Linked DNA regions of Homo sapiens: region 1 is linked to region 2. A link is a contact called in ENCODE Hi-C or POLR2A ChIA-PET data. All regions are on one chromosome and are shown on one strand. Each heading gives the region's core, a stretch centred on a gene start or an enhancer-like site at or near the end of the contact. The rest is flanking DNA. Distances are from core to core; before and after follow the strand shown. Region 1 has its middle 14 kb from the start of TBX21. Region 2 overlaps ITGB3 (integrin subunit beta 3).

Evidence for each region. A loop is a pair of places that touch in the nucleus more often than their neighbours do. ChIA-PET counts read pairs that join two places held with the same protein, here RNA polymerase II (POLR2A). Pooled maps may share reads with other maps.
Region 1: a map with no recorded cell type shows a loop between it and region 2 (4-fold over the local background). The contact joins two enhancer-like sites. A Hi-C loop is called at or near these places in 1 of 37 single-sample maps with no recorded cell type and 2 of 50 pooled maps. POLR2A ChIA-PET finds 5 or more read pairs at or near these places in 1 of 52 experiments (WTC11).

What each region holds. Positions count from the first base shown.
Region 1 is chr17:47,716,821-47,721,472 of GRCh38, forward strand. No RefSeq gene overlaps it. Among named protein-coding and RNA genes, the nearest start is that of TBX21, 14 kb to the right of the region's middle. Within about 2 kb of position 2,016, at least 2 of the 41 ENCODE cell types and tissues checked have a DNase peak (open chromatin) inside an H3K27ac peak, as active enhancers do.
Region 2 is chr17:47,284,895-47,290,062 of GRCh38, forward strand. ITGB3 (integrin subunit beta 3) reads left to right here. Exons shown (of 15, transcript NM_000212.3): 5 at 1,366-1,528; 6 at 2,176-2,337; 7 at 4,787-4,882. Among named protein-coding and RNA genes, the nearest start is that of ITGB3, 34 kb to the left of the region's middle. RefSeq lists enhancers at 1,366-1,415, 1,506-1,795, 2,206-2,255, 3,649-3,943. Within about 2 kb of position 1,442, at least 3 of the 41 ENCODE cell types and tissues checked have a DNase peak (open chromatin) inside an H3K27ac peak, as active enhancers do.

The DNA.
Region 1 (4,652 bases), core at 766-3,265, 430 kb after region 2:
ACATTTCCAAAGAAGAACTGAGGGATCCTGTCCCCTGGATGTTCCCCACAGCAGATCCCTAGAGGGATCTGGGAGCTTGGCCTGGCCTTGGGAACAGAGGCAGAGAGATGAACAGAGAGACCCACTGCGGGTGGGGAGTGGGTGGCAGAAGGCTCCAGGCAGGAGGGATGAGGGTGGGTCCAGGCGTGAGAACACACATGTCCCCAGGCCACAGCCTGCGTTGAGGGATCTGAGGTGGAAGAGTACAGGGAGGAAAGGCTACCTCTCCGCACCTCCTCTCACCTGTCCTGTCTTCCTGCTTTTCTTCTTCTGGCCTTATGGGCCAGGGCAGAGAGGGGGTGGGAAGAAACGGCTCTGGTCCTTCTACCCGTTCCTCCCTTGAGCAAGAGGCCTGCAGGACTTCTTGGTGGGGAGACTGAGATGAAACCTCATTTGGAGCCTCAAAGGTCAATGCAACAGTGGAGCCAAGTCCCCTGGGGTAGAGCAGCTGGAGGCAGCCAATGAGGCGAGAGGCAGGGGACCATGTCACTTTGAAGGGATGCCCATGCCAGGCCTCCAGCCCAGAGGTGAGAAGGTGGCCAGGCTGACTGAATAATGATCTTGCCCCTCCCCTTTCATGGGGCCCTTGGCCTTGTGGGTGTTGCAGGAGCCGAACTCTCCCTTCTCCCCACAGACAGCAAAAGCACACTGTGGATGGGAGGTGAGGGGGAGGATCAGGAGATGGTGTGAAAGAAATAGTTCACCCCTGCATGGGTGAGGGGGAAGGGAGAGGACAGTGCCCCCTGGTGCTGGCCTCTGTGTGTGCCCAGCACACACACACAACTCACATGAGGGATCAGAGAGCCCTATGCCCACCTGGACACTCCACTCCTTCCCAGACTGGCAAATGGTTGTGCCTGAGGACAGAAGCAGTGCAGAGGTGAGACTTCGCACAGGGTCTCAGGACTCCCTGCGTCCTCTGAGCTCAGAGGTGTGTGTCTCTGATCTCAGGTGCTGCCCTAGTCCCCCACAGTGGGCACAGGTGGGTCTCCTTCCCACGGATGGTCAAGCAGTTGCATTGTCACCACACCACCCTCCAGACTCACCCTGTCACATCACCCCAGATACACAAAGCACACGGACCGACCCAGTTCCATGCTCATCCCTTCCCCACCTACCAGGCTTCCAGGGACACCCACGTGCAGGGACACACTCCTCCCAACACACACAGCCAGGATCACAGTGCCACACAGGTGTGTCCCACGTGCCACAGGAACCGAGGAATAGTGCACACTAACACATGCATGGAAATCCCACACCCATATGCAGACGCGTACACTCCTGGCTCTGAAGCTGACCTCATTATCCAGTGGTGTGCTGGCAAATGTTTAACAACCAGCTCTCCAATGTAAGCTACCTCAGCACTGAGCACTGGGAAGAGATACTCATAATTGGCTCTTGAGAGCTGGCATGAGCCAGCTCCAGCCCACCACTCCATTATCCTTCATAGAAATCACATGATAAAACTTAAAACGCAGCTGGGCAGCCCCAAGGAGGGCTGCACCTGGGCAGCAGTGACTCATCAGGGCAGCTTTTTTCCCCGTGGGAGTGCCTCCCCTTCCCTAGCTTCACGCACCTCCCCACTCCTGTCTGGACCCCACTTCCTGCCCCTCTCATTCCTCCTCCTTCCTCTCTGTCACTCAGGGCTGTGAGCTGTGGCTGGTACTCAGGCACATCTCGTTCATCCTTTCTCTCTCTGCCATGGCTGAGGCCACCAGGTGTGGAGGGTGACAGGCTCATTCCTAATTCTAGTAGGCTTCCTGGAGGAAGAGGACACGGCAATGCCATATGTTACCAAAATGCTGTAGCTGTCTGTGCCTGGGCTGCCACTGACCTGTATCCACATCCTTGAGCCAAGTCCATTCCTCTTTACTTTCTTCTTCTGTCTGGTCATGAGGACAAGGGGTCTGGTTTACACTGAAAATTGTGAGAAGGGGAGGGAATTCTCAGCTTGCAGGGTAGCGAAGGAAGCCGTTTAGAGCCTGTTCTGAGAGTGAGCACCTCTGGTTCTAGCCGCACTCTGTGAACACTGTGCGGTTTCTCAGTGCTTCTGTTCCTCAGTGGACTAGGTGGTTTAATTTCCATCACGGCTCTGACATTTTGGCATTCTATATTTCTGAGATTACTCCAAACTCCACTCAGCAGGAAGCTTCCCTTAGAGCTAATCTTGATCTCTTTCCCTGTAGCTCATGAGGGAGGTGACAGATGTGGTTCGGGAGTATACCTGGGGGACTCAGGGGCCTCTGCTCTTGGTTGTGACTCCTAGATTATTCCTGCCAGGCACACATGTAATGGGGCAGGGGCAGAGAGAGAAGGAGAGAGAGAGGAGGGAATAAGGAAGGAAGAGAAAGGAAAGGAAGAAAAGAGGGAAGGAAAGAAAAATGAAAGAGGGAAAGAGAAAGGAAGTGAAATGATATGAAAGAAGAAAGGAGGGGAAATGAAGGAAAACAAAAGAGAAAAGCAAAGCAAAAGGGCTCATCGTGGATGCAGAAAGCAGCCAGCCTTGCCAGTAAAGTAGCCAGGGGTACATGGAGGGGATACAGAAGGCTGTTTCTGGTTGTTGCAAACCCTGTCTGTGTGAATCTGTAAAGTGGGTGCAGTTCTGGGTCTTGCTGAGCCTTGGGCTGGGTCGTGCTAGGGCAGAGTGCTCTGGGCAGGGGCTGGGGTCCGGGAGTCAGCCCACTCCTCTGCCCAGGGCCTCCTGCCACTGCTTTGCTGCTCCTTCTGAAAACAACTGAAACCGCAAAATTGGCTTGTGGTCGGGTGACTATCAGTCACTGCTATTCAGCTTGGCTTCCTAGGATGACTAAGGGGGTTAAAAGTCCCTCCCATTAGCCCCCCAGATTTTCAGGGGAGTCAGAGGCCAAGACAGAACATTGTTTTCTTTGGAGGCTTTTGCTAGGGTCTGAGTTCCCAAGTGGCAGGGCCTGCGCGCACTGTGTCTCGCAATGTCTGTGGGTTCAGGAGCTGGGGGGTCACCAAGGTGGAGGTAGCAGTATCCCTGGGCTTGCACACCCAGCAGCTTGGAGTGGGGAGGGGTTGGGGTGGAGGACGCCTGGGTCATCAAAAGAGTCTCCTTTCAACATGCCTCTTCTGGTCCCAGTTCTCGGGGTAGCTAAGCTGCTGATGCTGCTAGTGGGACTGGGTATCATGGGTCCCCTTGGCAGGGCCTGGGCACCAGCTAGGCAGCCCAGCTGCTTGAGCTGCAGAGAGTGCTGGAACTGCCCCTGCTGTGCTGAACATCCCAGGTGCTGGGTCCTCCTGATTCCCCATGGGGTTAGAAAATTCACAACCTGGGAGGCAGGAGGGTGGGCTCTACAGGGTTCTGTATTCCCTTTTAGTGGCTCTGAGCCGTCTTGCTCTGACTCGATTTCTCCTTGAGATGAAAGGCTTGGATTATCTCAGCACTGACCTTTCGCGTATCTGTGATGCTAGAGAAGAAAGGGAAAAGGCAACCACTTTGTAGACCCGCAGGCCCCCTCACCACACTGCCCGGCTATCCAGAAGGTCCTGCCCACATCCAGCGCTGCCCTCCTCTCTCTTTGTGACTGCCCGTGGTCTCAGTTTCTCTCTTTCCCTCTCTTTCTTTCTCCCTCTGTCCTGCTCACTTTCTGTTTAGGCTCCCTCATACTCCCCCCACCCCTGACAGCGAGGTGCACGTGAGTTCTTCTGATTGCTGACCTAGACCTTCCTAACCACTCCCCGGCTGGGTTCAATTTCCCCAAGGGGTGAGACCCTCCCCAAACTCTCCCACCTACATCCAGGGTCTAGGGGTGGAGTTTTGATATCTCTTTGAGCCCTCAAACAGATGGGAAGGTTGAGGGTCTGCATGGCACGTCTGTGACCTGCCCCCACCAGGCCGAGGGTCCTCTGCTGGGAGGAGGAGCCAGTTTTCTGAGAGGGAGGTGCCGGTATCCTCAGAGACTCCTGAATTCCCAACCCTTCCCTCCCGAGGTGGGCGGGTCTCCTCACAGGGAGGCGGAGGGAATCCGCTTAATACCCAGGGATCAATGCCAAGCGGGGGAGCGGGACGCCGATCAGACATGTGACTCGGGAGGCATGATGAGCACGTGCAGACCCAGAACGTGTGAAGAACATACGTGTGGAAAAAGTTTGTGTCACTGATAGGCACATCAGAGGCATGACACCTTCCTTCCCTCCTCCACCCGCCCTCTCCCTCGGGGGGCTAGAGGGCCCCCCTACATACCAACCACACACGTGTTTTAAGTGTGTGTGCACACGCACACATGCAGCCGTCTGGAAGAGCATGGCCGGGGAGCTGGGCTGGAGGGGTGGAGGGGGAAGGGAGAGGAAGGCAGGGTCGCCCCACCCCCACCCCGTGCCCGTGCCTACCGAGTGCCGCCTCCCGGTGGCTGGTGAGGTCTCTGCCCCCTTGACTTTTCCCTGCTTCGAGGAAACACCTCCCTTTAGGGGAAAGCGAGATGGTGAGGGGAAGGAGGGGAAGCACTGACTCTCGGCAGAGGCATGAGCCTGATTTTCCAGTCCGGGGAGGGGCGGAGGGAGATGGCACTGGGGACGCCCGGGCGATGGGGCCTGACTCAGAGCCAGAACCACAGGGCTCCTCCGCTGTATTGTCGTCGGGGAACTAGAAG
Region 2 (5,168 bases), core at 192-2,691:
TTGGAGAACCTAGAAAGAAAATTCATCAGCTTCTCAGTCTTGGTAACAAATAAATAGAAGGCAAGAGAGAATGGGAGGGAAATGACGTCAAAAGTAGAAAGAAATTTATGGATAAGGAAACCGAGAAATTACGATTACAGAAGGATCGATTCCATTGTTGGCATTATTGTCTTCATCAAGGCCGTGCATCCTGCAGGGTGAAAACAGAAGAAATGAAGTGCTAAGGAATATAAAAGAGTGGAAATGACATTTGTTGGACACTTTTATAGTCTGTAAATGGATAACTTGTGCCTCTGTTTGACACTTTGGCTTAAAACTGAATGGCTTATTTATTTAATCGGTGGAGACTGTGCAAATCCATGTATTAGAATAACTTACAATGCTGGTTGCTGAGCCTGAAAAGGTGTGAATTTACTTTTTAGTTTTCAAAGTTACGGCCAGGTGGGGTGACTCACTTCTGTAATCCCAGCACTTTGGGAGGCCAAGATGGGAGGATCACTTGAGCCTAGGAGTTTGAGTTCAGCCTAGGCAACATAGTGAGACCCCCATCTCTACAAAAATTACAAAAAAATTAGCTATGTGTGATGGCGCATGCCTGCAGTCCCCAGGACTACAGGGAGGCTGAGGTGGGAGGATTGATTGAGCCTGGGAGGTTGAGGCTGCAGTGAGCCATGATTGTGCCACTGCACTCCAACCTGGACAATGGAGCACAACTGTCTCTAAAAAAAAAAGAAAAAGTTTTGAAGTTATATGATGTGGCATTCAACCTTCTATCTGGGTTGTAAGGTTCCCAGGCAAGACATCAGCTATTAATTAAACACACTATTTTGACTGGGGGCAGAAATGCTCCTGTCTTGCATGATCTATCAATTTATTGATGGTTCAGGGACCTTAACTTACTGATGGACTTTTGCTTTATTGTTACTTTAGGAAAGTGTTAAGTATAAGGTGATAGTAATAGCAACTCGAGCCTCGCTCTGGTCTAAGTGCTTTGTGTGTATGAACTTACTTAAGTCTCACAACTCTTATGGGATATGTGCTATCCTGGCCCCTCTTTCATAGGTTGGATTGAGAGGCTTGCCAAAGGTCCCATGACTAGTACAGAGGGCACCTGGGATCTAAGCTCAGGGAGTCTTGTTTCCAGCTCAATCTCTTATCTTCTAGGTTAGCTGGATGGGGGTAATGTTGATGGGGAGCTTCAGATAATTTGAGGATTTTGGAGTCTGAACTGTCTGGGTAACTGTGGTTGTATGGAACTGGCCTTGGCATACCACTATCTATATTTGTCCCCTCTCTTTCCTCCCAATTCCCATGCTGCCTTTTCCATGAAGGTGTCTGCTTAAATTATCTCCCATCCCTCCCCAGTATGAAGACCACCTGCTTGCCCATGTTTGGCTACAAACACGTGCTGACGCTAACTGACCAGGTGACCCGCTTCAATGAGGAAGTGAAGAAGCAGAGTGTGTCACGGAACCGAGATGCCCCAGAGGGTGGCTTTGATGCCATCATGCAGGCTACAGTCTGTGATGTGAGTTTGGAGGACTTGGAGTGCCAGGTGTGGCTGGCATAGATCAAAATGGGAAAGGAAGTGACTGAACTCTGGGGATTTCTGGTGTAAAATGAGATGAGAACTAAGCAGGGCTTCCTGCAGTTATGAGTAGTAAGTTGCTCCTGATATTCAGCCTTGGCTTAGATCCACTCCCTGGCCTGAGCTGACATTTCTTTGAACCTCAGTGGTCTCAGATGTTCCCAGGGGAGAGCATCTTCCCATCTTCAGAGTTACTTCAGAGTTAAGGCTGAGTTAACTTAACCTCAGCAAAGTAGGCAGATGTTCAGATGAGATTTCTTCTAGCCCAGATCAGCTCTGTGGATGCACGTCAGTTTCTAGATGAGCAATGTGACTGTCATTAGAAGAGTTAAGTTTGGAGTTTAAGAAGATCTCATTCAGCTGCTTGAACTAATCAGCTATGAGACTGTTTTCTGAAGAGAATGAAACTCCTGAACTGGAAAGCTTCAGCTTCGGTTCCAAGGACTGGGACTGAGACCCTTGTTTTGAAGAAAAATAAGCTGTCCAGCCCTTTAGCCAGGGAGCACCTTGGGTCTCTGTTCTCTACCAGTGACATGGCTGAATTTGTTTTGTCTCCTCTGCCTTTGTTTTTTGTTTTCTTTTAACAGGAAAAGATTGGCTGGAGGAATGATGCATCCCACTTGCTGGTGTTTACCACTGATGCCAAGACTCATATAGCATTGGACGGAAGGCTGGCAGGCATTGTCCAGCCTAATGACGGGCAGTGTCATGTTGGTAGTGACAATCATTACTCTGCCTCCACTACCATGGTGAGATCTCTGGCACCACCTATGGTTTCTATTCATGATTGTGAGGGTTGCCCTAATCTAGGCAGAGTCTGTGTGAATATGAAAATGGCAGCCCCTCCTTCTGGGCAGGGTGCAGGGCTCGGTTCCAGCTTGCCCCTATCCCTTACCAACTGGACACCGTCATCCAGCATACAACCTATATAACCATTAGAGATGTCCCTGATTGTGGTGTTATCACTGCCTTCACTGTCACCAGCATAGCAGCAGCATCATGGGATCCAGAATGGACCCAAAGGATTTTTACAACCCAGCTGGAAAGCAGGTCTTCCTCTCCACTCTGATTAGCCCTTTCTTGGAATACCATACTAACTTGTGGTTATTGGAAGAAGACAGAGGAAAAAAAAGAGAAAGATTGGCCAGGCATATGATGGCTCATGCCTGTAATCTCAGCACTTTGGGAGGCTGAGGTGGGAGGATCACGTGAGTCCAGGAGTTTGAAACCAGCTTGGGAAATATAGTGAGACCCTGCCTCTACAAGAAAATGCAAAAATTCGTTGAGTGTTGTGGTTTGTGCCTATGGTCCCAGCTACTTGTGGGGCTGAGGCAGAAAGATCTCTTGAGCCCAGTAGTCTGAGGCTGCAGTGAGCTGTGATCTTGCCACTACACTCCAGCCTGAGTGACAGAGCAAGAACCACCCCTGCTTTTTTTTTTTTTTTTTTTTTTTTTTTTTTTTGATACAGAGTCTTGCTTTGTTGCCCAGCTGGAGTGCAGTAGTGCAATCTTGGCTCACAAGCTTCACCACCTCAGTCTCCTGAATAGCTGGGACCACAGGCATGCACTACCATGCCCAGCTAATTTTTGAAAACAGGGTCTTTCTATGTTGCCCAGGCTGGTCTCAAACTCCTTGGCTTAAGCAATCTGCCCTCTTAAGCCTCCCAAAGTGCTGGGATTACAGGTGTGAGCCATTGCTCCTAGTGGAGACCCCTTCTCTTAGAAAGAGAGAGAGAGAGAGAGAGAGAGAGAGAGAGAGAAAGAGGGGAAAGAACATAAAAGGCATGGTGAACAGGTCCTACGAGGAAAGATTAAAGGGCCAGAGTCATTTAGCTTGAAAGAAAGAAGGCTAAAGGATGATTTAGCTTATACATGAGAAAACTTCTTATAAGTTGTTTTATATGGCCATAGAAGGTTAAACAAGAGGAAAATATTTAAATTGAATCAGGAGAAATTACTATAAGCCATAAGAGAAATGTGCTGTAATGCTCTAGGTATCTGGGGCAGGTGTGAACTCTTCGTCTCCTAAGGACAATATAGCAACTTCCTCATCTAGGTGACTTAAAGGTGTACCTGTGTAAAGGCAGGAGACTGAGCTGAGGATCTAATGAGCTCCCTGCAAGGTCTAGGATCCCATGGACATGTTCACGATTCACCACCGCCCCCGCACAGTGTCCTTGAGTTCCTTGGTGTCAGCCATATCCAAGTCAAGCACTACCAGACAATGAGTCAGCAACATTTGACCCCTAATCTATGCAAGGCACTGGGCCAGGGGCTGAGGGAGGTAACAAGACTATGTATGGTTCTATCCTTGGGGAGTTTTTGGTCTACTTGAGGAGAAAGGATATATATATTTACAATAACACAAGATGCATGATTAGTGCCAAATGGGTGTGGCACAGCCAATGTGGCTATACGTATCCAAGGGAGGAAAGGTCATCATGAGCTGGGATGGCCAAGGAAGTCTCCTGAAGAAGGTGGGGGCTAAGCTAGGCCCTAAGAAAGGAGGAGGATTACCAACAAGAAGGCCACTCCAGGTGGGAGACAGTGGGCCAGATCACTGCTGAGTGGAAGAGGGAGAGAGGTGAGCAATATTTGGAAAGAAAGACTGAGACCACACGGTGGAGGATCACGAGGGCCAGGCCAAGGCATTTGTCAGTAGTTCCAAAACAGAGGCCTAACCCAGTCCCTTGTGCACGGAAGCAGCTCCATAGTATTAGTGCATTAAATTCAAGCAGGAAGAAAGAGGTGCTTAGTTTTGACACCACTGGCCTGTACCTCTTCGTCTATCCCTGGAGTTCACAAGTAGACTTCTGTGCTACTTACCCTTCTTATCTCACTGTCACCCCCCTTTTTTTTTTAGAGACAGAGTCTTGCTCTGCTGCCCAGGCTGGAGTGCAGTGGTGCAATCATAGCTCACTGTAACCTCCAACTCCTGGGCTGAAGTGATCCTGCCTCAGCCTCCCCAGTAGCTAGGACTATAGGCACTTACCACCACATCTGGCAAATAAAAAAAATTTTTTTGTAGAGATGGGGTCTTGCTATGTTGCCCAGGCTCTTGTCTCACTTTCAGCATGAAGTGAAATGGTTTAAGCACCACCACACTCTGAGCCACAGCCCAAGCAAGATAAGTTCTAAGCTTTAGACCCTAGAGATGTACATGAGACGTCATTAACCTCTACATCCTTCATTTTCCTAGGATTATCCCTCTTTGGGGCTGATGACTGAGAAGCTATCCCAGAAAAACATCAATTTGATCTTTGCAGTGACTGAAAATGTAGTCAATCTCTATCAGGTGACTGTGCCTTCGGGCTTCCTGGAGTGGGCCCTGTGATGGTGGGTGCCCCAGGTAGCCAGCCTGTGCTAGCATTGGATACAGTCCCCAATCAGGAAAGAGTCTCCCCTAATCCACTCCCCAGGAGCTAAAGATTGCACTCTGGGCCTTTTTCCTGCAATCTTGAACTTACTAGGTATGTGTTGGTGTTTGTGGTGGTGGAGGGGAGGTGGTGAGGGGTGTGAGAGGTTTCCTCTACTTTTGCTCAGGGCTGAAAAACTGCTAGATATATTCCTGGCAGTGACAA